Linked DNA regions of Homo sapiens: all the other regions are linked to region 2. The links are chromatin loops, found by intact Hi-C in ENCODE. Cell type or tissue: CD14-positive monocyte. All regions are shown on one strand. Region 1 overlaps ST3GAL3 (ST3 beta-galactoside alpha-2,3-sialyltransferase 3). Region 2 overlaps ST3GAL3 (ST3 beta-galactoside alpha-2,3-sialyltransferase 3). Region 3 overlaps ST3GAL3 (ST3 beta-galactoside alpha-2,3-sialyltransferase 3).

Region 1 (8,000 bases), 96 kb before region 2:
AATATTTGGTAAGTGAGATCAGAGATCTGCCTTCCACCAAATATTCAAAACTACCGTGTCTGCTCTTCCCTCTTGATAAAACTGAGCAAAATTCCATTCTTCTATCAAAGATCAATATTTCCACATGGGCAATGTCTTCCTATCTCAGAGTAAAGGCTGACATCCTTACAACAGCCTATAAGGCCATCTATGATCTCCCTCACCCCAACTTCCTCTCTGGTCTCATCTCCTACTACTCTCCCTCTGTTCACAGTCCCCCAGCCACACTCCTTGCTGCCTTAGGGCCTTGACTAGAGCTGTTTCCTCTGCCTGGAATGTTCTTCCTCAGACACACATTTGGCTCATTCCTCGCCTCCTTCCAGTCTTTACTCAAATCTCTCATTTCCCTTGAGGCCAACCCTCACCATCCTATTTAATAATGCAACTTGCTCCTGTCACCTTGCCATATTTTCTTTCTTCCCATGGCATTTATCTTGTGGTAATTTACTAAATATTTTACTTCTTAGTTGTTTATTGCTTGTGTTTTTCTGGTAGGATGTACACTTCCTAAAGTAAGATTTTGAGATGAGGATATAATCCTGGATTATCTAGGTGAGCCCTAACACCATTGTGAATCCTTAGAGGAGAGAGGTGGAGAGAGATTTGACCACACACAGACGAAAAGGCAATGTGACCACAGGTCAAGACTGGAGAGATGCGGCCACGAGACAAGAGATGCTAGCAGTCGCCAGAGGCAGAAGAGGCGAGAGACGGATATGACCTAGAGCATCTGGAGGGAGCCCAGCCCTGCTAACACCTTGATTTCAGTCCAGGAATACTGACTTTGAACTTCTGTCCACCAGAACTGTGAGGGAATCATCTGTTAGGGCAGCCACAGGAAATTAATACAGATACATTACTTTCTGAACCCCTAGAAATGGGATTCCTGGAAGGGAAGGTTTCAGCCATCTTTTTTCCTCTGCTAAGGAGTGAGACAACATGACAGAGAATGAGCAGATGCTGTTCTGTGAGATGAGACCCTCTACCTTCAGGGAAGGGGCACAAGGGCAGTCATTGCTGACCACTATCTGCTCTGCATCCAATCATTGCTTACAGTCCCAGGCAGGTTTTATAAAGAAAAGGCTGGAAAATGCGACTGTTTACAGGAGGGTTCAAGTTCCAGATATCCAGACACATATTTCTAACTGGGGGCTGCTGAATCTCCATCTCAAACTTAGACCTGTATCCGGAGCTCAAGACTTATATATCCAACTGCACCTGGAGTATCTTGTCCAAGATCTCCTACTGGCACCTAGGCTCAACACATCAAAAAAGGAGCCCATTATCTTCCCCTAAACCTATTCCATCTGTCTTTTCTTCAATGAAGAGCATCCAAGTCACAGACTAAGGGGAGACCTATCTGCTTGTTTGCTATCTCTGGGGTCCTGAATGTGGCCTCTGTGTGTTTCTCTGCAGGGAAGTGAGAAGGGTGAGCCAACTCTGCTGACCAGGGAAGTCAGAAGACCCTGCACCCACGTGGCTAGATGACATCACAATCATCATCATCGCCCCAGACTGGGCAATGCATGAATGCAGACTGCTCCTGGAATTTCCCATGCAGGTCCCCCTTAGTCCTAGCTGGGGACTCTGTTCCTACAGGAAAATACTATAGCTGCCTTCTTCAGTCCAGGGGCTCAAACATTGTTCCTGACTTTGGAGACCTTGGGTGAGGCTGTAGGGGCAGAATCCTCTCTCTCTGAACACCTGATCAAATGGGATGGGTCAAGCTAGTGATAGAAACCTGTCACAGACTATTGTCGAGATGCATAGGGAGAACTGTCCCACAATAAGAATTCCAGCCCCCATACAAACGCAGAGGCTGGTATTCCTACTATTTCTGCCATTTTTCACCTCTGCTCGCCTCCTGGGCGAGCTGAGGTGACAGTTTTATCACCATGCCTTGTCTTTAACATCACATGCCTAGTACCTAGAACAGCACCTAGCATATTATAGGTAATGAATGAATGAATGAATAGCTACAACAATGGGCCCTGCCCACTGGATAGGGACCTGTCACAACCATAACTACTGGGCTGCAGCATTCCTCTTTCACATTCGTCCATCCACATGCAATGAGCACCCCATGGCCATCCAGCCAACCACCAGGAAGGAGGACCAGAGACTTGCTGTAGGTCATTCTAGACACATGACACCTTTCCAGGCCATAGTACTGCCATTACCTGGTAAAGTTATGGAGATAAGCAAGTCCCAGCCTATCTTGTCCCTTCATTGGAAGATCTTCAGCAGTTCCACATTACTGACTCAGGCCCAAATCTCTAGCCTTTCCTGCCACAGTACCTTACGATGGCCTCTATGGACTGAATCTTTTATACCTGACAGCTAAGAGCCTCAATCCCGATGCTTGACTGGCTCTCTCCCCTCAGGGTCTGCTCTATGACTTGAGCTGCTTTTCTTCCAGTCTTGATGTTCTAGGGCCACAAATCATTTATGATCCCTGTGCTTGGCAAGTCTAGTACCCCCTTCCTTGACAGATATCTCCCTGTTCAACTATAGGCTCAGTCAAAAATAAAGTGAAGAGAAATTCTAAGCTGGGCGCAGTGGCTCATGCCTGTAATCCCAGTACTTTAGGAGGCCGAGGCGGGCGGATTGCTTGAGCCCAGGAGTTTGAGATCAGCCTGAGCAACATGGCGAAACCCTGTCTCTACAAAAAATTTAAAAAATTATCCTGCCATGGTGGCAAGGTAATCCCAACGACTTGGGAAGCTGAGTGGGGAGCATCACTTGAGCCTGGAATGTCGAGGCTGCAGTGAACCAAGATCACACTACTGTACTCCAGCCTAGATGACAGAGTGAGACCCTGTCTCAAAAATAATAATAATAATAATAATAATAATAATAAGAAGAAGAAGAAGAAGAAGAAGAAGAAGAAGAAGAAGAAGAAGAAGAAGAAGAGAAATTCTAAAGCAATTATCATCAGGTGCAGTATTTTTTGTGTATTCTTTTATCAAAAAGCAGGAAACAGGAGAGATGAATTTTCTTCATGTATTAGTCTGTTCTCACGCTGCTATAAAGAAATACCCAAGACTGGGTCATTTATAAAGGAAAGAGGTTTAATCAACTCACAGTTCTGCATGGCTGGGGAGGCCTCAGGAAACACAATCATGGCGGAAGGTGAAACAGGAGCAGGCACCTTCTTCACAAGGTGGCAGGAGAGAGTGAGTACAAGCAGGGGAAATGCCAGATGCTTATAAAACCATTCACTATCATGAGAACAGCATGGGGGAAACCCCCCATGATCCAATCACTTCCCACCAGGTTCCTCCCATGACACGTGGGGTTTATGGGGATTACAATTCAAGATGAAATATGGGTGTGGACAAAGCCAAACAATATCACTTCCAAACATAGAAAGTGGTAAACTCCAAGGCAGGCCTGCCTTGGCCTCCCCTCCTCCAGTGATCTTAATCTCTTTCCTATCTCAGCTATTTACTCCTAAATTATATGTTAAACTAGGTCGCTGCTAATAACTAAAGCCCTCTCTAATGTCAGTCTCAAGCTCACTCCCTGACTGCCTCCATGTATCTATAGCTCACCTGCTGTCATAGCTAAACTCGTACAATCCTCAACACACTGAAATCATCAAGCCATTGGTTTGACCGTCTTTTCACTGTCCTTTACTTCCTTATATTCTTACTGCAATTCTCATCCAGCTTAAATTCCAAATCAATCATTATAATCACTTCTTTGCATTCACCCTCAGCTTCTTTGTTCCTTTCTCATTTGGGGGAAACACAGCTTTGATTAAATCGAAATTCCTACCTACTCTGGGGATGTACCTACACAGCTGAATATGTCTGGCTGGAGAACAACCATGCTGGTTGCTGGCTGGTCTCACTCAAAATACCAGTGAGGCCCTTATGCTTCCTGGCAATCATATATGTTATCAGCTCAGTCATTCTTCCATTCTCCTGGATGACTACTCATACTTTCTCTTTTCTCTCTACAATTCCAACACCTCCCTCATTCTTGTTCCCATAGATAACCTTGTTTACCATGGTACTGAAATATGTGAAACAAACAGAACAGAATGTTTACAAGCTGCGTATCACTACTTGCGTGCATTTGTGCCTATATTCTCTACTTTATGTTTGAACTGCCCATATTTGTAACTAAGGCCAACTTTTGTGCCCTAGACCTTATCTTTTTCATTTACTAAAGGACACTGCTCCAGGAAGTCTTCACTCTTACATCATCTCATTTCTGGATTATCCCCATAGGCAAACAAATACGTTGTTTATCCATATTAAACCCCTTCTCTCTTCTTTTTTAAGGTTTTAAAATTTGCACTCTTCTAACTTTACATTATGAAAAACATTCATACAGAAAAGTTAAAAGAACAGTACAACTATCACCCATATAGTGACCACCTATTCATTTTATCTCCATCTCTTTACAGAAACACTCCTTCAAAGAGTTATCTACATTTGCCTGTCTCCAATCTCTCTCCTCCCATTTCTCTTGAATCCATACCAATGATCCTTTAAGGTCACGTATTACTTTCATGCTGCTAAATCCAATGGTCAATTCTTTACTTAACCTATCAACAGAGTAACCATACATTGTGATTTGCCTGGGACAATGTTGGTTTATGTGTCTTATCCTGGAGTAATTAATCTTGTCCATTTTCACTCTCAAAAGTGCCCTAGTTTGTATAGTAACTTATACAATCATCCTGCCTACCAGCAACATATTACACAGTTAATTACTCCTTTTGTAATACTTTCTTTGGTTTCCAGAATATCACATTTTCCTGGATTTCCTAATGTTGCAATGGGCACTCCTCTTTCTCATTCCTTTCTGCAGTTGCTCCCTCAATGTCCCACACCAAGTGTGGGCCATTCTCTGGGCTCAGTCCCAGCTTCTCTCCTCCATCCATATTCACTTATTTGGTGATCTCATCCATTTTCATAGTCTGGACCTCTTCCCTGAACCCCACACACTGCTATATTCCCCTGCCTTCTTTTTGTATTTTTATTTTATTTATTTATTTATTTATTTTGAGACAGAATCTTACTCTGTCGTCCAGGCTGGAGTACAGTGGTGCGATCTTGGTTCACGTTACATGCAACCTCTGCCTCCCGGGTTCAAGAGATTCTTCTGCCTCAGCCTCCTGAGTAGCTGTGATTACAGGCACGCACCACCACACCCAGCTAATTTTTGTATTTTTAGTGGAGATGGAGTTCTGCCATGTTAGCCAGGATGGTCTCAAACCCCTGGCCTCAGGTGATCTGCCCACCTTAGCCTCCCAAAGTGCTGGGATTACAGGTGTGAACCACCACACCTGGCCCTTCCCCTGCCTTCTTGATAGCTACACTTGGATGTCTAAGAGGCATCTCAAACTCTGCATGTTTAAACTTGAGTTCATAATGCTCCTAAAACCTGCTCTTCTTGCAGTCATTTCTCCATCTTGGTAAATGGCATCTTCATTCTTCCAGTTTCTCAGGCTACACACTTTTAGTTGGCCTAAATTACTCTCTTTCTCTCATACTCACACCTGTGCTGGCAGCAAACCTGTTAGCTCTCCCTTCAGAATATACCCTGAACTTGACGCTTTCTTACCACCTCCACTGCTTCCACCGTGGTCCAGGTCACAATCATCTCTCCTGTAGGTCACAATAGCCTCCCAATCGGACTGCCTTGCAACAGTCTATTCTCATCAAGGCAGCTAGAAGGATCCTTTAAAACTGAAGTCACTCCTCTGCTCCAAATCCTCCATTCCTAGAGTGACCTCCAACACTCCCATGATTCAGATTTCTCTTTCTTACTTCATCTCTCATATTTCCCACTTCTTTAACACAGGCATCTTTCCTGCATTTGGATCCCACCTCAGAGCTTTTGCACTGGCTGTTTCCTCTGCCTGGAAGGCTCTTCCCCAAGATATCAGCATGGCCTTCCCTGATTTCCTTTAGGTTTTTACTTAAATGTCACCTTCCCATGAAGGTCTTTCCCAATCTCAAATGGCAGCCCCTCTCTAACTTCCATTCCTGCTTTATTTTTCTCTAGTATTTCCCACCATCTAAAATACTGTACACCTTATTTCTATATCGTTTCTTTGCCTGCTTCCCACTAGAATATGAGCCCCATGAAGGCAAGACTGTTGGTCAGTTTTGCTCACTGCTTTACCTCCAGTACAAGAGCAGTGTACTCACTAAGTATTTGTTGAATGACTGTAAAAAGGGGCTAATAATACCTACTACCTCGTGGATTATTGTGAAGATGAAGTGAGATAAGGCATGTGAAGTTCTTGGCACACCATGTTGCTCAATGACTGTCAGTTTCCTTCACCTCTCTCTCTCCCCTCCCAGTTTTGGTATCTGCCATGCCCTCCCTCTCCCTCAGGGAGTGCCCGGTCAGAGGCAGGGTGAAGAGCAGCAGGTGCCTCACCAGCAGCCCTGGCAGGACTCTCTCTGCCCTGAGACAGTCCTCCCCCCTCACACCCCGTCTCGCTCACACCCTTCCCCAACACTCCCCCTCTCACCTCTCCCCAACACACCCTCTCCTCCGTCCCCCCCACAGCCCCTCCCCCCTTCCCCCCACACCTCTCCTCCCTCTCCTCCTACTCCCGGCCCCCCACACCCCTCTCAATACACCCCCTCCTGTCCCTCACACCCCAGCCTCTCCCTCATATACCATCCTCTTTGTTAGTCCCCATCCTCTCTCACACCCCAATCATCTCCCCCACACACCCCCTCCTCCCCCTCACACCTTCTCCCCTCCCCCACAGACCCCCTCCTCCCATGTCCCCTCCTACCCTCACCCCCTCCTCTACCTCACCCCCAGCCTCTCACTCAGACCCCACCCTCTTTCTCACATCCCAGTCATCTCCCACACACACCCCCCACCGACGTACCGCTCCCCCTCCCCCACATACCCCCTCCTCCCTCCCACAAACCCCTTCCTACCCTCACACACGCCCTCCTCTCCCTCCCACCCCATCCTCTCCCACACCCCTCCTCTCCCTCACACCCCAGCCTCTCCCTCACACCCCATCTTCTCCCACACATCCCATCTTCTCCCTCACACCTCATCCTCTCCCTCCCACCCCATCCTTTCCCACATCCCTCCTCTCCCTCACACCCCAGCCTCTCCCTCACACCCCATCCTCTCCCTCACACCCCATCTTCTCCCTCACATCCCATCTTCTCCCTCACACCCCATCTTCTCCCTCACATCCCATCTTCTCCCTCACACCCCATCCTCTCCCTCACACCCCATCCTCTCCCATACCCCAGCCTCTCCCACACACCCCATCCTCTCCCTCACACCCCATCCTCTCCCTCACACCCCATCCTCTCCCTCACACCCCAGCCTCTCCCTCACACCCCATCCTCTTCTTCACATGCCATCTTCTCCCTCACACCCCGTCCTCTCCCTCACACTCCATTAACACAGGTCCAACAGTCCTCACCCATGGGCTCATGTCTCAGTCTCAAAGGTTCATGTAGCACATTGCCTGGCTGTATTCCTAGCCTCCTTCTCCTGAGTTCTCTACCAGGGTTCTTCTGGTCCCCTCGTTGTTACAGTGCACATCCTGCCAAGTACTTTGGCCACCTCATTCCAAAGAGGCTGGAGTGCTCCATCCACTGGAGCCTGCTGTTGTCCCACATGTAGGAGAGTCCTGGGAACTATTATCTGTGGCCAGCTGCTCATTCGGGCCATGGCTGCTCCCTTCTGGAATGGCCTGAGTCCTGTCACTGCCCCAAGCCCCAGCACCTTTCTCCTCACTTCAGGAACAGAGGGTGTTTCCTACACATGAATCCTAGGAGGCACAATCAATCTGGGCCAAGCTTTCTGGCACAGGGGTTACTTCTCAGAATCCTTACCTCGGTACTGGGAGGACTAAGCCTGTTGGGGAAAACCTACACAAGCAGACAGGTGGCTGCCACAGACTCCTGGCCCACTTGGCCTTCTCCATGCTCAACAGTTTTGGGGTTCCCTAG
Region 2 (8,000 bases):
CAGGTGGCATGGACCTGTGCAGCACAGCAGACAAGGCATGCGTTTGAACCAGGCCACCATGGTGCTAATCCGGGCTCCACTGTTTTTCCCACTATGTAACTTTGGGCAACCTACTTAAATCTTGCTGAGCCTTAATTTCCTCATCTGTAAAAAGAGTAACACAAAGTTCAAAATTTATCTGAGCCCCCTCAAACTAGATAGTATTAGAATCCCAAAGTGTTCAGATTTTAGGAAAGCAGCATACTGCACAAACCATATATTATTTAACATCCCCCTATGAGGTTTGGGGCAGCATCCTGTAATTAAATATTAATATTTCTTCTATGAAATGAATTTTTATGCTAAAAGGGACTATAAATACATTCATACCATTTCAGGTCAGATTTTACTGCCAAACGAATTTTGACACTGATCTTTTGAAAAAAAAATGTTTAAAGATGTTTCAAGTTCATATTTGCCATACTGGTGGACCATTAATAGAACCCACCTCATAAGGCCATGTCATGAGGATTAGATGTCCAAATTAACATAAAGCACTGAACACAGTGCCTGGCATGTAGTTAAGTCCTCAATACATGCTGCTGTTAGTGTTTTTATCATCAGCATCATCACCGTTGATGACAGTGTGGCTGAAGTAAAAGAGGGACTGATAAGTGGAGAGGAATATAGAGAGGGAGAAACAGTGAAAATAAGGCAGAAAAGCAGACCAGATGGGGTTTTGAATACCAAGTTAGGAGTCTGGATTTTATTGAGTAAAAGTAGACAGAGTAGAGAAAGACACTATATATTTTTCAGAAAATTAATGATATCAACAGATTTTTGCTTCAGGAAAACCATTCTAGCGGCAGTGTGTAAGACAGAGCGTAAGGAGGCTAAGACCTAGCAGGAGAGCTTTGTGGTAAGCCAGGTGACAGACAATGAGGGTCTCACGTGAGGCTGTTGGGGGCCGGATGAAATTCAAAGGGAGAATGGACAGGATTGGGAAACTGATCGGATGTGGGATGGTGAGGACTAAGAGAAAATACTACCACAGAATACAAGGGAGTAGAAATATTCCAGAAATAGATGGGAAGCAATAATGTTAAATGTAGCAAAAGAAAGGAGAAGATAAGGTGTGGAAAGCATTCTTTGGGTTTGCCAATTAGGATGCTACTGGCGATTTCAGAAAGAGCAGGTTCAGTTAACTCCGTGAGAATGGAAGCCACACGTTATCAAATGTCATAGAGCAGCCAGTAAAATACAGACTGAAAAAATAGGGAGCTGAATTCAGTAACAAGGAGGTTTTCAATGACCTTTCAAATTCATTGCAGTTTGACTTAATGAAGTATTATGGGTAACTGGCAAACCGCAGTGGTTTGGTATAGGGATGGGAGAGTAAGAAGTAGATTGCCCAATAGATTTATTTTCTCTATGAAATGGGAGGTGATCATTGCATGTGGAAATTGGGAGGGAAGGAACTAGCCTTCCAGTTTGAAATAGGAGATTTCAGTTGGGGGTTGAAAAACTTTCTCTGTAGGTGGACAGTAAATATTTTAGGCGTTGTAGGCCACAGTCTCTGTCACATATCCTTCTGTTTTTTTGTTTTGTTTTGCTTAGCAACCCTTTAAACATGTAAAAATCTTTTTTTTTTTTTTGAGACAGTCTTGCTCTGCCACCCAGGCTGGAGTGCAGTGTCGTGATGTCAGCTCACTGCAACCTCTGCCTCCTGGGTTCAAGTGATTCTAATGCCTCAGCCTCCCAAGTAGCTGGGATTAGAGGTGTGTGCCACCATGCCTGGCTAATTTTTTGTGTTTTTAGTAGAGTGGGGGTTTCACCATGTTGCCCAGGCTGGTTTCAAATTCCTGGACTCAAATGATCCGCTGCCTCCCAAAGTCTCCTAAAATGCCGGGATTACAGGCATGAGCCACTGTGCCTGGCCTAAAAATATAAAAATCATTTTTAAGTCAGGTCACACAAAAACAAGCTGTGGGCTAGATCTGGCATAGGAACCACAGTTTGCTGACCTGATTTAGATTACTCCCATTCAAATCTCCCCAAGTGACAGAAACGACTGCATGTTCATTGTAAAGCAGAAGCACCCAGGACAAAGACAGAAGAGACACAAAACTGGAAACCAAGTAGACAAGTGGAAGTCAGCAAACTCAAGAAAGCTGAATCCTGTGCTGGTAGTGGGAAAAGTTGAACTGAACGTGAAATACATCACAGAACTCCCCAAAGACTCAATCACTGGCAGCATCAGGTACCACTAGAAGAGGGAATGAAGATGATACTAAAAACAAGATTCCCGGTTTCTAAATATGAGCAGACAGCCAAGATTGTTTGAGGCATTAGAGGAAAGTATTTGCTATAACGACAGGAGACCAAAACAAATGAAACCTAAATGCAACATGGAAAAACTGAAGAGACTCAGGGGGATGAAAACTCAGGAAAAAAAAAATCATTAAACTCCTCAGAGAGAAGAAATGTTATTCGTGAAACAGGTGGAGGATATCATAAAAAATATATTTGGTGAGGTGAACAAAAAGAAAAAAGTAACCCTGGAAAATGAAACACATAACAGCAGAAATAAAAAGGACCTGGAAAAGGGATTGGAAAAGTTAAGGAAATTTCTCACAATATAGAACAAAAAGATAGAGATGGAAAATGATTAAAATATTTTTAAAAGATTAAAGGACAAGTCCAGAAAACATGCCTTCTGAATATGGGAGTTCTAGAAAGAAAGAATACAGGAAAAAATGAAAAGGAGAAAATGCTGAAAAGAATAACTCAATAAAGTTGTCCCAGAACTAAAGGTTTTGAGTTTTTTTGAGCTTAAAAGGGCCCTCTGAGTGTCCAGCACAGTATGAAAACAGCCCTCCATCAAGGTATATTATCATGAAATTTCAAATTTCCAGAGAGAACAACTACAAACAGGTTTTATATAAATAATTAAAAATCAGAATAGCATTAAGACTCCTCAAGAGGAACACCAAAAGCCTAGAATACAATGGGGGCAGTATCTTCAAAATACTGAGGGAAAATGGTTTCCAACCTAGAATTCTATACGCAGCAAGACTATCAATTAAGTGTGAAATCAGAATAAAGACATTTTCAGGTATGTTCTCAAAAAATTACCTCTCATGTATCCTTTCTCAGGAAATCAGTACAAGATGTGTTCCATTAAATGAAGAAGTAAAAAAATATGGGGCCCAGGAAATGAGATATACCACAAGAGGATGGTGACAGGGACTTCAAGACCACAGATGTGCAGCTACACAGAGAGCAAACCATCCAAAGAGAGCATGTCAGAGGCTCCCAAAGAGAGTTCTTCAAGAAAATGAAGCTGATAGACAATCTAACATGTCTGAACATATGGAGAAAGATTTATACAACTGGGGAAGAGTTTAGGGTTGAATTAGTGACAAATACATAGAAAACTAAGGAAAGCAAAAAGCAAGACTTTTACTGACTTCAGGAAAAACAAAACATACAATGAAAAACCAGTAATCATGGTATCTATGAATAGTGTTTCTATGGTCATAGTATATAGACTGAATATTGCTCTAACCGTATTAGAAGAATTGGAGGATAGATTGCATGGCTGTGGTAGAGGAGTGGTGAGTGTGACAGAGTATTAAATATTCATCTTCCATTGAAGAAAGTCAGTAGGTAATACTCAAAACAGAAAAATCAAGAACTGGCAACATACACTTGTTATTAGAGATTCAGAGGTTAAAAAACCAAACAAGTTACCTAAAAGAGTTAAAAATGAATGCCTCTTGGAGGTAGGAAGTCAACTAGTGGTGATAATGAGGAAGTGCTTTTTTTGTTGTTGGGAACAAGCCCTGTAAACTATGCACATGTATAACTTCAATACGAACAAACACTAAAGTAACTTGCACAAGATTACACAGCCTATAAGGATAGGACTGGGGCTTCAAATCTAGTTGATCTGGTTCCTTAATTATTACAGCATATCATATACCTACCAATAGGGCCAATGAAGAGTCTGTTAGAAATCTAGCTGGGCGCAGTGGCTCACACCTGTAATCCCAGCACTTTGGGAGGCTGAGGCGGGTGGATCACCTGAGGTCAGGAGTTTGAGACTAGCCTGGCAAACATGGCAAAACCCAATCTCTACCAAATATACAAAAATTAGCTGGGCCTGCTGGCAGGTGCCTGTAATCCCATCTACTCGGGAGGTTGAGGAAGGAGAATCACTTGAACTGGGAGGTGGAGGTTGCAGTGAGCCGAGATCACGCCATTGCACTCCAGCCTGGATGACAAGAGCAAAACTCTGTCTGAAAAAAAAAGAATGGCCGGGCGCAGTGGCTCACGCCTGTAATCCCAGCGCTTTGGGAGGACGAGGCGGGTGGATCACGAGGTTAGGAGGTCGAGACCATCCTGGCTAACATGGTGAAACCCTGCCTCTACTAAAAATACAAAAAAAATTAGCCGGGCGTTGTGGCGGGTGCCTGTAGTCCCAGCTACTCGGGAGGCTGAGGCAGGAGAATGGCGTGAACCCGGGAGGCGGAGCTTGCAGTGAGCCGAGATCGTGCCACTGCACTCCAGCCTGGGCGACAGAGCGAGACTCCGTCTCAAAAAAAAAAAAAAAAAAAGAAAAAAAGAAAAGAAATCTGGATGCCTCACATTTGATCATATCCTATTGAATATCTTACTAAATACTCATATTATTTTGTAATTGTTTTCTTTGTCTAAATATGATTGAAAAGAATTAATCTAGAATGAAAGATAAGTTTAAAAAAACCCCAAATGTGTGGACCTTGTTTGGACCCAGATCCAAAGTGCTATGAAAAGGCTTTTTATTTTTCCCATCAGCTTTTAAGTTCTGGGGTACATCTGCAGGTTGTGCAGGTTTGTTAAAGAGGTAAATGTGTGCCATGGTGACTTGCTGCACAGATCAACCCATCACCTAGGTATTAAGCCCAGCATCCATTAGCTATTCTTCCTGATGCTCTCCTTCCCCGCACCAGGCCCCAGTATGTGTTGTTCTCACCATGTGTCCATGTGTTCTCATGGTTCAGCTCCCACTTGTAAATGAGAACATACGGTTTTTGGTTTTCTGTTCCTGTATCAGCTTTCTGAGGATAATGGCTTCCAGCTCCAACCATGTCCCTGCAGAGGACATGATCTCATTCCTTTTTATGGCTGCATAGTATTCCATGGTGTATATGTACCACATTTTCTTTATCCAGTCTATCATTGATTGGCATCTGGGTTGATTCTATGTCTTTGCTCTTGTGAACAGTGTTGCAGTGAACGTATGAGTGCATGTATCTCTATAATAGAATGATTTATATTTTTTGAGTATATACCTAGTAATGGGATTGCTGGGTCAAATGGTATTTCTGCTTCTAGATCTTTAAGGAATTGCCACACTGTCTTCCACAATGGTTGAACTAATTTCTCCCATTCTGTAGTTTATCTATTCACTCTGATGATAGTTTATTTTGTTGTGCAAAAATTCTTTAGTTTAATTAGATCCCATTTGTCAATTTTTGCTTTTGTTGCAATTGCTTTTGGCATTTTCATCCCGAAATCTTTTCCTGTGCCTATGTCCTGAATGGTATTGCCTAGATTTTCTTCTAGCATTTTTATAGTTTTGGGTTTTGCATTTAAGTCTTTAATCCGTCTTGAGTTAATTTTTGTATAATGTGTAAGGAAGGGGTCCAGTTTCAATTTTCTGCATATGGCTAGCCAGTTCTCCCAGCATCATTCCCCATTGCTTGTTTTGTCAGGTTTGTAGAAGATCAGATGGTTGTAGGTGTGTGGTCTTATTTCTGAGTTCTTTATTGTGTTCCATTGGTCTATGTGTCTGTTTTTGTACCAGTACCAAGCTGTTTTGGTTACCGTAGCCTTGAAGTATAGTTTGAAGTTGGGTAGTATGATGCCTCCAGCTTTGTTCTTTTTGCTTAGGATTGTCTTGGCTATATGAGCTCAAAAAGGCATTTTTAATAATTGGGGTTATCTGAATATGGATTGTGTATTGGAAGACACTAAGGAATTATTGTTAATGTGAGGTAATAACACATTGGCTTTTTTAAAAAAGATCGTATGACTTAGAGATGTGTAATTAAGTATTCATGGGTAAAATGACATGATGTCTGGGATTTGCTTTAAAAACCCAAATAATAAAAAAGATATGAATCTCTCTGATAGCAGGACCTATATAATATACATGTGCCAGAGACCCTTAGACATGATGAGACTCTGAAGTCATTAGCCATATGACATTCCTCCTTTCACCTGGGAAAAAGATGAACTTGATAGGCTGTCCTTAAAAGAGCATGGTACCATACCATTCTCAAGAGATTACTTAGTTAAGCCAGAGAAGGGGCAAAAATGAAAGGTGCTCAACAAAGTCTTTATACTTTCTCATGAGAAATTTTGTACGCCTAGCAATTTATAATATTTCCATTAAAAAAGAGAGGACACATAGCTTTCAGCGCCCCAACTGAGAAATGTGAAGTTGTAATGGGTTGTCATCACTGTTGATCATTATAAGTATTAAGAATGGAGGGCACAGGGAGGAAGGGAACCCTCACACACTGCTGGTGGGAATGTAAAATGATGTAGCAGCTTTGGAAAGCAGTCTGGCAGTTCCTCAGTAAGTTAAGTATAGAGTTACCATGTGACTCAGCAATTCCACTGCCAGTACCCAAGAGAAATGAAAACAGTATGTCTACACAAAAACTTGTACACAAATGTTCAGTATTATTGATAATAAGAGTTTAAAGTGAAAGTAACCTAAATATCATCCATATTTATCCATTCATCAACTGATGAATGGATAAATAAAATGTGGTGTTATCCTATAATGGAATATTATTTGGCCATAATAAGAAATGAGATAAATGTTATAATATGGGCAAACCTTGAAACATTATCCTAAGTGCAAAAACCCATATAGCCAGTCACAAAAGACTACATATTATATGGTTCTATTTATATGGAATGTCCAGGACATGCAAATCTACGGTGACAGAAAGCAGATCAGTGGTTGCCCTAGGGATACGGGTGACTGAGGGAAAATGGGCCCTGACGGCAAATGGCTGCAGGATTTCTTTTTGGGGTAATGAAAATGTTTAAAATGAATTGTGGTGATGTTTGTAATTGTGGTGCTGTTAGCACGGCTCTGTGGATATACTAAAAACCACTGAATTTTGAACTTTAAGTAAGTAAATTGTATGGTGTGTAAATTATATTTCAAGAAAACTATTATCTACAAGAAAGGAAGAAAAAGGAATAGAAGGCAGGTCACCTCACCTCCAGGGAAACACTGACCATACTGTGGTCAATGGAGGCTGACTGTGGACAAATCTCCTTCACCTGCCTCTTGCAAGATAGGGAGATCTTTACTGCTTAGGTTAAGGAAGGAAGATCAGTGAAAGTCATAATTATTTATTACTTAATATTATATTGAGGAGAAAATAAAAGGGACTTAAAAAAAAAAACTCCTGGTTTGTGTCCTTGGTATTCTGAATCTTTTATTTGGTAACTATGCTGAACAAGGGTATGCACAAGAAAAAGGGAACTTCCTTAATCTTTGAATTAGAATTCCTGCATAACTATATTTTTGTGTCCCCCCAAGTAGAAGTTGTAAACTGGAGGCTCACAGATGTATTAGGTTTAGCCCACGAAGTGTTTGCAAATGTCTGAATTTGTTAACATTTATAAGTCAGGAGATTTCACATAAAAATTCAGATTTCCGGCTGAGTGCGGTGGCTCACACCTGTAATCCCAGCACTTTGGGAGGCTGAGGCAGGTGTTCACCTGAGGTCAGGAGTTCAAGACCAGCCTGGCCAACATGGCGAAACTCCATCTCTACTAAAAATACAAACATTAGCCAGGCATTGTGGTGGGCGCCTGTAATCCCAGCTATTCTGGAGGCTGAGGCAGGAGAATCGCTTGAATCTGGGAGGCAGAGGTTGCAGTGAGCTGAGATCATACCATTCCACTCCAGCCTGGGTGACAAGAGCGCGACTCAGTCTCGAAAAAAA
Region 3 (8,000 bases), 55 kb before region 2:
GGAAGATGGCCGTCATCAAGGCTGAAGCATAGCCAGGCTTGCAAGCTCCCTCTGAAAAGTTTGCGTACTTGGTGGCTAATTCAGCAGGCCTATGGGAAGAGAAGGAAAGTTACAGCTTGCCAGGCACTGAGCACTGAGTGGGTTATTAATTCATAAGGAGCTGTAGGTGTTTAACCCTTTTTTTTTTTTTTTTGAGACGGAGTCTCGTTCTGTTGCCCAGGCTGGAGTGCAGTGGCGCAATCTCGGCTCACTGCAAGCTCCGCCTCCCGGGTTCACGCCATTCTCCTGCCTCAGCCTCCCGAGTGGCTGGGATAAGGTGTTTAAACCTTGAATCAAGTTTCATTCCCTACAATCAGCACTTCAGGCACTTTTCCACATTAAGGCTTTAAGGGTAAAAACAAAACAAATCCCCAACCCTAAAGGAATAGATAGATAAATAAGTCAGGCCCCTGGATGGTATCTGTAAAAGGAACTTAACTGGATTCTCACAGATTTCTTTTTAAGAGACAGGGTTTCATTATGTTGCCCAGGCAGGTCTTAAACTCCTGAGTTCAAGCGATCCTCTCGCCTTGGCCTCCCAAAGTGTTGGGATTACAGGCATTGAGCCACTGTGCCCAGCTCAAACTCATAATTCTTTGCAGGAAGCCTGAAACCAAGGAAACGAGGAGCTCTATCAAGGCTCCAATACCCGGGGGAGTGGTGCTTGGAGTTCATAGAATACAGCTACTCAGGCTTTGATACTCAGAGCCCCTGGCCTTTCCACCTTCCTTGTATGTTCCTACATGGCCAGCCTCATCTGCTTTTATTCTCTCCACTCAGGCTATGATCCATCCAGTGGGAACCATTCCCCAGTAGTGGGAACTGTCCCGAACAGTGACCGAATATAGACACGATAAATTATGTCACTGGGGCTACTGACATAACCATTAGACTTTTAGTTGAGGATGGTTTCCTCTCTCTGCCTGGAATGTTATTCCTTGTCCTTCTTCATCTGGCTAACAACTATTGGTCCTTCATGATTAAGCTTAAATATCAGCTTCACTGGGAGTGATTCCCTGACCCTCGGATTGGGCTAAGTGCCTCCTCTGTGCTTGTATAGTCACTCCCCCTTCCCCTCACATCATATACTTACCCCCAGCACTTGCTATTCTGTATTGTAATTTTTGGTAGTATGTCTCCCTTGATACACTGTAAATTCCTAAGGTCAGAGGCTGATTTAACCCTGCCTACCCTCTCCAGTGCCTTGCATAAATGGGCACAAAGAAGACCCCTAAAACTTTCTTAAGGAACAAAATGACCCTGACAGTCTCACGGCAGACAAGGCAATCTCAAGGAACCCACAAGGCTGAGACTGCTACATATTTTTCAGAAGACTTGTGTTCTAATCCTGGCCTGTTGCTGTGTGACCATAATCATGCCACCTCACATCTTTGGGTTTCAACGTCTTATGCGTTCAATGTGGGTCTGGAGTCACTGCCCTGCCACCAAAATCTCTGCACTATGCAGTCTAGAGAAGATCACAGCCAAAGAACAGGATATAGTCAGTGAATGGGCTCCGTGACTGCCGGGGCTGGAGGCCCTGCATGCTGGGGCACCTGAGTGAGCCCTGGCTGGCTGCCAGTTCTGAGTCCCCACCTCCTCCACCCCCACCCTTGGGCCTGCTGCCAAAACTCTGGTGCCCAGCTGCTCTACTGTGCTGGGGCCCTGTGGCAAGCCTACCCTCCAGGCTGCCTTCTGCAGGGTCTGGACTGGGTGGGTGTGGGGTGGTGGTACCAGAAATGATGATGCCACTGCCTAGTGTGTGTCATGTCTGATTCACCACAGACCCCTCGGGCCTAGCCCAGAGCCTTACACAGAGTAACTGCTCATTGAACACAAACTCATCTGATCAATGCACAATTTCTTTTAGAAATCTACATTTTCAAGCATCCCCCACCACGGAAATTCAAAGCCTGAAATGCAAATCTGAAGGCTGAGTGACAAGCCAAGGAGTTGGGACTTTATTTGGTAGGCAAAAGAAAGCCAAAAGTCTAACAAGAGAAAAACAATATTTTCTTATGTAAACAACTGTATTTTTGAAATGAAATATAAACCTCAGTGCAATTACAGAACTGACTAGAAGCTTTTTGACTAGGCACAGTGACAAAAACGTTCTAGATGTTTTCAGTTAGCTCTCTCAACAACTCTGTGAGTTGGTGCTATGAATTAATTTACACACAAGGCCTAGAAAGATGAAGAGACTAATCCAAGATCATACAAGTGGTAGACACTGGATTAGAACCCAAGGTCTCTAACACCAGTGGAGGAACTCTTAACAGGGCACTGCCACCAACACGGTCACGGAGGAAGGCACAGGACAGCACAGGAGTGGTCAACACAGTCAGACACGGGGTGGAGAAGACAGTCCAGAAGGCCTCACACAGCTTTGGTCTGCGGCAGTAAGGCATTTTGAGTCTCTTCATGTCCTGTCCCCAGTCCCCACCATCTGCTTGCCTGCCTTGTGCTGTGAGTTCCTGTGGTCTTTCTGAATTCCAGAAAGTTTCATAAACAGCAGAAAGATGGACAGCAGGTGCCCTTCTTAACACAGTGCAGTGCAGAAATAAATGAACAACAGACAGACCTTTGGCCACCTCTTTTCTCTCTAGTTTACCCCATCAACTTTTGGCAAGGTACTTAAAGAATAAGGGCTGTGGGACAGTCCAGGGGGCACAGGATCACGTCATCTACAATGGAGAGGGAGCTGGAGCCCAGCAGGCAAGGCAGGAGATACTGCTCTCTCCATGGCAGTGGAAGGCAGTCCAATATCAAGGATGATGGGCTCCAAATCAACCCCTCATTTAGAAAGCGACAGTAACTCCTAAAACGTACAACTCTGGGTACAGTGGGTCATGTCAAGTTATTACCAAATTAAAATGCCTTAGAAATGGCCTCCTGACTATCCCAGTGAGAGAAGAATAGGGGGAGTGTTGGGGATTCTGAGTCATCCAGCAGGCTGGGACCTCTGGGGCAGTTAGCGGTCAAAACCACCAAGATTAACGGTCGCCAACTCCCTGGGGCCAGAATAGTCAGTCTCTCTAAGGCACTCACACTCCAAATGCCAGCAGGCCCCCACAGATGTCTGATCAAATCACTCAGCCCTTGTTCTTCTCCTACTCTGCAGCTGGCCTTTCATTTTGGGAGATTTAGCATTAAACCCAGTAAGAGCACCCATTGTCCTGCAAACGTGACTACCAAGCCCCTGGGGTGAAGAGTGTTACCACTGCACTCACAAGAGGAAATCCAGATGGACAGGCTGGAGCCCCAAAGAAGGAACCAGACGCTTCCACTCTCCTGCTTCACTCAGAAGGACTGAGTTTAAGGAATCAGGCCAAGCAATGGGTCATAAATGGAAAAAGCATCAGATCTGGAATCAGAAACTGTCACAGAGGACACTGACAAGCAAGTGATGGAAAATCTGATTTTCAACTTCCCCATGTGCAGTGGAAACCATGTAATTCCAAGAATCGCATCAGGATGTGGTGAGGGAGCACATTTGGAGGGGACACACATGCTGTGTGACACGCGTGGCTGCCATAAGCGCCTGGCTCGGGTTCAGATCCAACCACAGGGAGAGTCACCACATGATATCTAGTGGGAGGGTGCCCTGGCTGACGTGTGTCTGAAGGATCAGCATTTGGGAGATGAGGAGTAGCACTGCAGGAGGCTGAAAGAGCAGGAGAGTGTGAGGCTGTGGTCAACGAAGTGTCTTAGGAAGGACGCAGAGACCAACTGCGTCACACACTGTGGAGGTCCAGTAAGGTGTGGCCACAGGACTAAATGCTGGATTCGGCAACAGGGAGGTCACCACCAACCTCAACAACAGCCATTCCACTGGAATGTGGAGGTGAAACTCGTTTCACTGGGTTTAAGAGAAAACAGGAAGAGACAAACTGAAGTCATGAAACACAGACTATTTTTAGGAGTTCTGCTACAAAGGAACAAAGAAATGGGGCAATAGCCGGAGCGGGGAAGCAGGGTAAAGTGTTTTTTGAGGTTAGGAAATATTTCCCCAAGTTTACAAGCTGGTTAGAATAAAAGAAAAACTCACAATGCAGTAGAGATAGGACAGTTGTAGGGAGAATGTTTCTTTTTGTTGTGTTTGTTTTCTGAGACGGGGTCTCACTCTGTTGCCCAGGCTGGAGTGTGGTGGCATGATCTCGGCTCACTGCAACCTCCACCTCCGAGGTCCAAGTGATTCTCCTGCCTCAGCCTCCCGAGAAGCTGAGGTTACAGGCGCCTGCCACCGCGCCCGGCTAATTTTTGCATTTTTAGTAGAGACAAGGTTTCACCATGTTGGCCAGGTTGGGGGAGAATGCCTGTGAGAAGGCGGAGGGGGAAAGGATCTAGCGCAAAACTGGAAGGGCTGGCCTTAGCTCTGCTCCCTTAGCCCGCCTTGGCCAGGGATGCCTATTTTCTAAGCACCACTTCCCTTGCGAACTTTCCATGATACTTCCCTTCTCAGGTAGAACCCATCCCCCTGTGGACCTGCGCCACCTAGGGCAGACCTTCATCTTCACTTGCTCACTTGTTCCCCCATTCTCCTACCGCCTTCCCCTTTCTGCCTCTCATTTCCACAGGCAACAAATATTTAGAGACAATAGAGTCACTCTGCTTGGATTTTTATCCTGGCTCTCTTAATAGCTGTGTGATTTGGGGCATGTCTTTTAAATTGTTTTGTGCCCTTAATTTGCACATCTTTAAAAGTGGGATTATACTAGTACTTACTTTATAAAATTTTTTTGTTAAGAGTTATGCTGAGAAAGAAGGGCTGGCACTGAGTACGGTGTCTGGCCCCTCGCTGGTGCTCAGTACATGCTAACTAACTGGCCTGGGATTAAGGATACAATGATGACTAGGACATAGTTAAGGCCTAGCATTACACTCCATTACACTGAAGAGTAATTGTCCATTTAAATATCTTTCTCTCATAGAATATGATCATTTTAGCAAAGCATGTATGGCACAGAATATACAAGTACCCAATAAAATGCTGGACTGAAATCAGTTGGTTACCTTGCCTTGGAAGGTTAATCAACAGGAAGTGTAAGGGGGAAGTGGGGTGATGGCCAGGGAAACTGGGGAAGAGTCATTGACAGTGATTCCTGAGGACTCTACAGATCAGTGATGGACATTGTGTAACCATCAGTCTAGTTTCTAGAACCATCTCAGAGAGGACTGGACTCAGATCAGCCCCTACCATGCCTGCTCCCTCGTTTCATGTGCTAATTTAGTTTAAAGCATTCCTTATGAGAAAAGAAGACCATGTAGGCAGCACTTAGCACACTGCCTAACAACCCAGCAGCTTAATCAAAGCCAGTGTTACCATGCTAGGGGGACATGCATGAGCGTGCAGATGAGCCTCTCTACACAGAGCTCTTTCCATCCACAGAGGAGGGAATTCTTCAATTCCATCTTCTACCTTCCTCATGAGGATGCCTTTCTCCAAGTACTAGAGAGTTGTTTCTGGGATAATGACATGAGGAGGGAAATGGCAGAAGCAGCTTCGCCTAGCTTGAGTAATCCTATTCTGTCATTAAATATTTTCACTTTAATTTTTTTTTTGAAATAGCCTTTACTGCCATAGATCCTCTCAAGCCCCAAGATGGAAATGTTTCTCCTTAAGGACAACTTCTGTCTCCTCTGACTGCCACCTGTCTGACCTGTTACTCCAAGGTCTGCTGGGTCTTGCTTGCATTGTCACCAGTTTCATCATCTACCCACATGTGGGCTGTGCCAATCCATTCTACCCTAGACATCACTGACTCTTTGCTCTTTGTGGCTTCCAATGTAGACTCAGGTTTCTCTACAGCTTTTGCCATCATGATACGTGTACAGCCATCTACGACAAATGCTGAAGCACTGTCAAATGTCTTCTATCACTTTAAGAAAAAAGGGACTGCTTGATCTGAGCCATCTGAAACTTGTGGTATTTCTCAGCTCCGGAGGCCCTGCCTTTCTGCTCTTGCTGCTAGGCACTGCAATACCTTTTCATCAAACCAGGCCACCTTCCTATTTGATCAGTGATTGTGGAGCTGACATTAACTCCAGGTTACATTTGTCTCCAGAGCCTTGTAATTTATTTCCTCTTAGCTGGAGGGATGCTCCCCACTAAGTTCTCCAAGTGCTTCAACAGACAATTTTCACGGAGGCACTCCACCAGAGATCTGCTGTGACTCTCCAATTCAATTTTGCTTCCACACTTTATTTCCTTAAAAATAAAAACACATCCTCTTTCTGGGTGGTAGTGAAAGACACAAGAGAAGTAACATTCACTGAGCACAAACCAGGCACCAGACAGCGGATCTAATGATCTAATTCAGCTTTACAACAATCCTCTACAAAGTAGTACCTCCCTTAGACCCAGGCATATGGGGCTGAAGGAGTCCAGGAGAAGCCATGGTTAGAAGATGCACTGTTCTGTTTACACTATAAAATGTCAAATGATACATTTAATATGACCAGAAAACAAATTACCATTTACACTTTCCCTGCACTCTCTGACACTGGTGTGTGTTCATGACCAACAAAGCAGTCCCATCTTTGAGATACTCCCAGGTCTCAGGAAGGATAGCGCAGCCTCATGAAATGATGTATCCAGCATGAGCTGAATGGTACTGGAGAAATGAAGGGAGAAGATCACTGTTTCCACAAAACAGTTTCCAAAAAGCCATGGCATTGAGTACTAATAATACAGATACTTGTTGTTTGTGGCAGGAGATATGAAACTTTCCAGCAATGATACATTTGACAATAGAAAACACAGAGATGGTTCCTGAACCTGAACAGAAAGAGTTGGTGGTGTCTGGGTAGCAAAAGGAATTTTCATATGCACTGATTGGATAACAAATACATAAGTATCTCTTCTCTACCCATTGTTCTAAATCCTTAGTAAGTCAATATATCATACATGGACCCATCAACTGGTTTATACAGGCAGAGGCCTTGCAAAACGTTATTTGGCCAGGGCCCTGTCTACCTTTGGAGCAGTCCTACTCTAAGGTAAGTATTATTTTCATTTTTGACAAGAGAAAACTGACTCCAAAACTCTCTCCTGTTCTTCCCAAAGCCCCTACTTTCTATGATGTAAAGTGTAATCAGCTTAAGGTAAGAAGATTGGAGTTTAAGCCACCAGTTCTACTTACTAGGTGTGCAACCTCAGGTAAGACACAACTGGTTTCCTTAACTCTTAAAATAGCTATAGTAATGCACATTTTATAGGGCTGATGGGAAGATCAGTGAATACCTACAGCAATGTGGGTCACAGTGCCCTTTGAAAGGTTATACAAATATTAGTCACTGTTCCTACTGTTTTAATGTTTGACTTCTGCTTTTACTATTCCTTCTAGATTCATCTGAATTATTATCATAGTTTCAATAATTTAAGAAGGAAAATAACTGCTCATTTATTTTTCTTATTTGGATTCTTCTCTCTCATTCAACTGGCTGTCCATAAATGTATGCCTATTGGGCAGGGAGGTCAAGAGACTTCAGGGGACAGAAAGGGAGGGCCACTAAAACAATTCCATCATCTATGTGCAGGAACTTGTTATAAACTAGCATCCTAGCACTTATGTGAGCCCAGTGGAAGGGCTATATCTCATAAAATTTGTAGTTAAAATCACAGTCAAATCCTCTGTTCAATTCTTCTATAGGTCCCCAGTATAAGATAGAGGTCACTATCATGATTTCCAGATAACATTGTCCCTAAATCCACTAAGTCCAGGCTCTCAAAGCAGGTGTCACAGTTCAGGGGCTATGTAATAGAGGTTAGAGTTATTCAAAGCCACAGTACAAACCAGTGTATCTTCCTGGAGCAATACATGTACTTGAAGATATGAGGAAGAATGTATTAAGAAAACACATACATACTATGGTATAGAATGCAGAATTTTTACAAGCAAAATGAAAGATCTTAAAGATTCTTTTTTGGGGGGCCAGGTGTGGTGGCTCACATCTGTAAT

What was found. Hi-C counts contacts between places; a loop is a spot of excess contacts. Peaks named below come from ENCODE experiments on the same cell type or tissue, not always from the same donor. Only the 100,000 strongest peaks of a DNase experiment are listed, where the experiment ranks them.
Region 1: it touches region 2 in a loop (2.1-fold over the local background); 7 of 110 quality-filtered maps call a loop at or near these places.
Region 3: it touches region 2 in a loop (1.9-fold over the local background); 7 of 110 quality-filtered maps call a loop at or near these places.

The regions. Positions count from the first base shown.
Region 1 is chr1:43,870,850-43,878,849 of GRCh38, reverse strand. The region is part of intron 5 of ST3GAL3 (ST3 beta-galactoside alpha-2,3-sialyltransferase 3); the gene reads right to left. Among named protein-coding and RNA genes, the nearest start is that of MIR6079, 36 kb to the right of the region's middle. RefSeq lists an enhancer at 7,391-7,891. In CD14-positive monocyte, no CTCF peak of the experiment used is centred here; DNase peaks (open chromatin) are centred at 1,519 and 3,289.
Region 2 is chr1:43,775,243-43,783,242 of GRCh38, reverse strand. The region is part of intron 2 of ST3GAL3 (ST3 beta-galactoside alpha-2,3-sialyltransferase 3); the gene reads right to left. Among named protein-coding and RNA genes, the nearest start is that of ST3GAL3-AS1, 52 kb to the right of the region's middle. In CD14-positive monocyte, a CTCF peak has its summit at 3,595; a DNase peak (open chromatin) is centred at 1,512; H3K4me3 peaks cover 420 bases; H3K27ac peaks cover 3,065 bases.
Region 3 is chr1:43,830,308-43,838,307 of GRCh38, reverse strand. It overlaps ST3GAL3 (ST3 beta-galactoside alpha-2,3-sialyltransferase 3), which reads right to left. Exons shown (of 12, transcript NM_006279.5): 5 at 1-89. Among named protein-coding and RNA genes, the nearest start is that of MIR6079, 4.3 kb to the left of the region's middle. RefSeq lists enhancers at 2,606-3,373, 3,374-4,141. In CD14-positive monocyte, no CTCF peak of the experiment used is centred here; DNase peaks (open chromatin) are centred at 2,987, 3,937, 4,557, 5,117 and 1 weaker place; H3K4me3 peaks cover 3,804 bases; H3K27ac peaks cover 4,267 bases.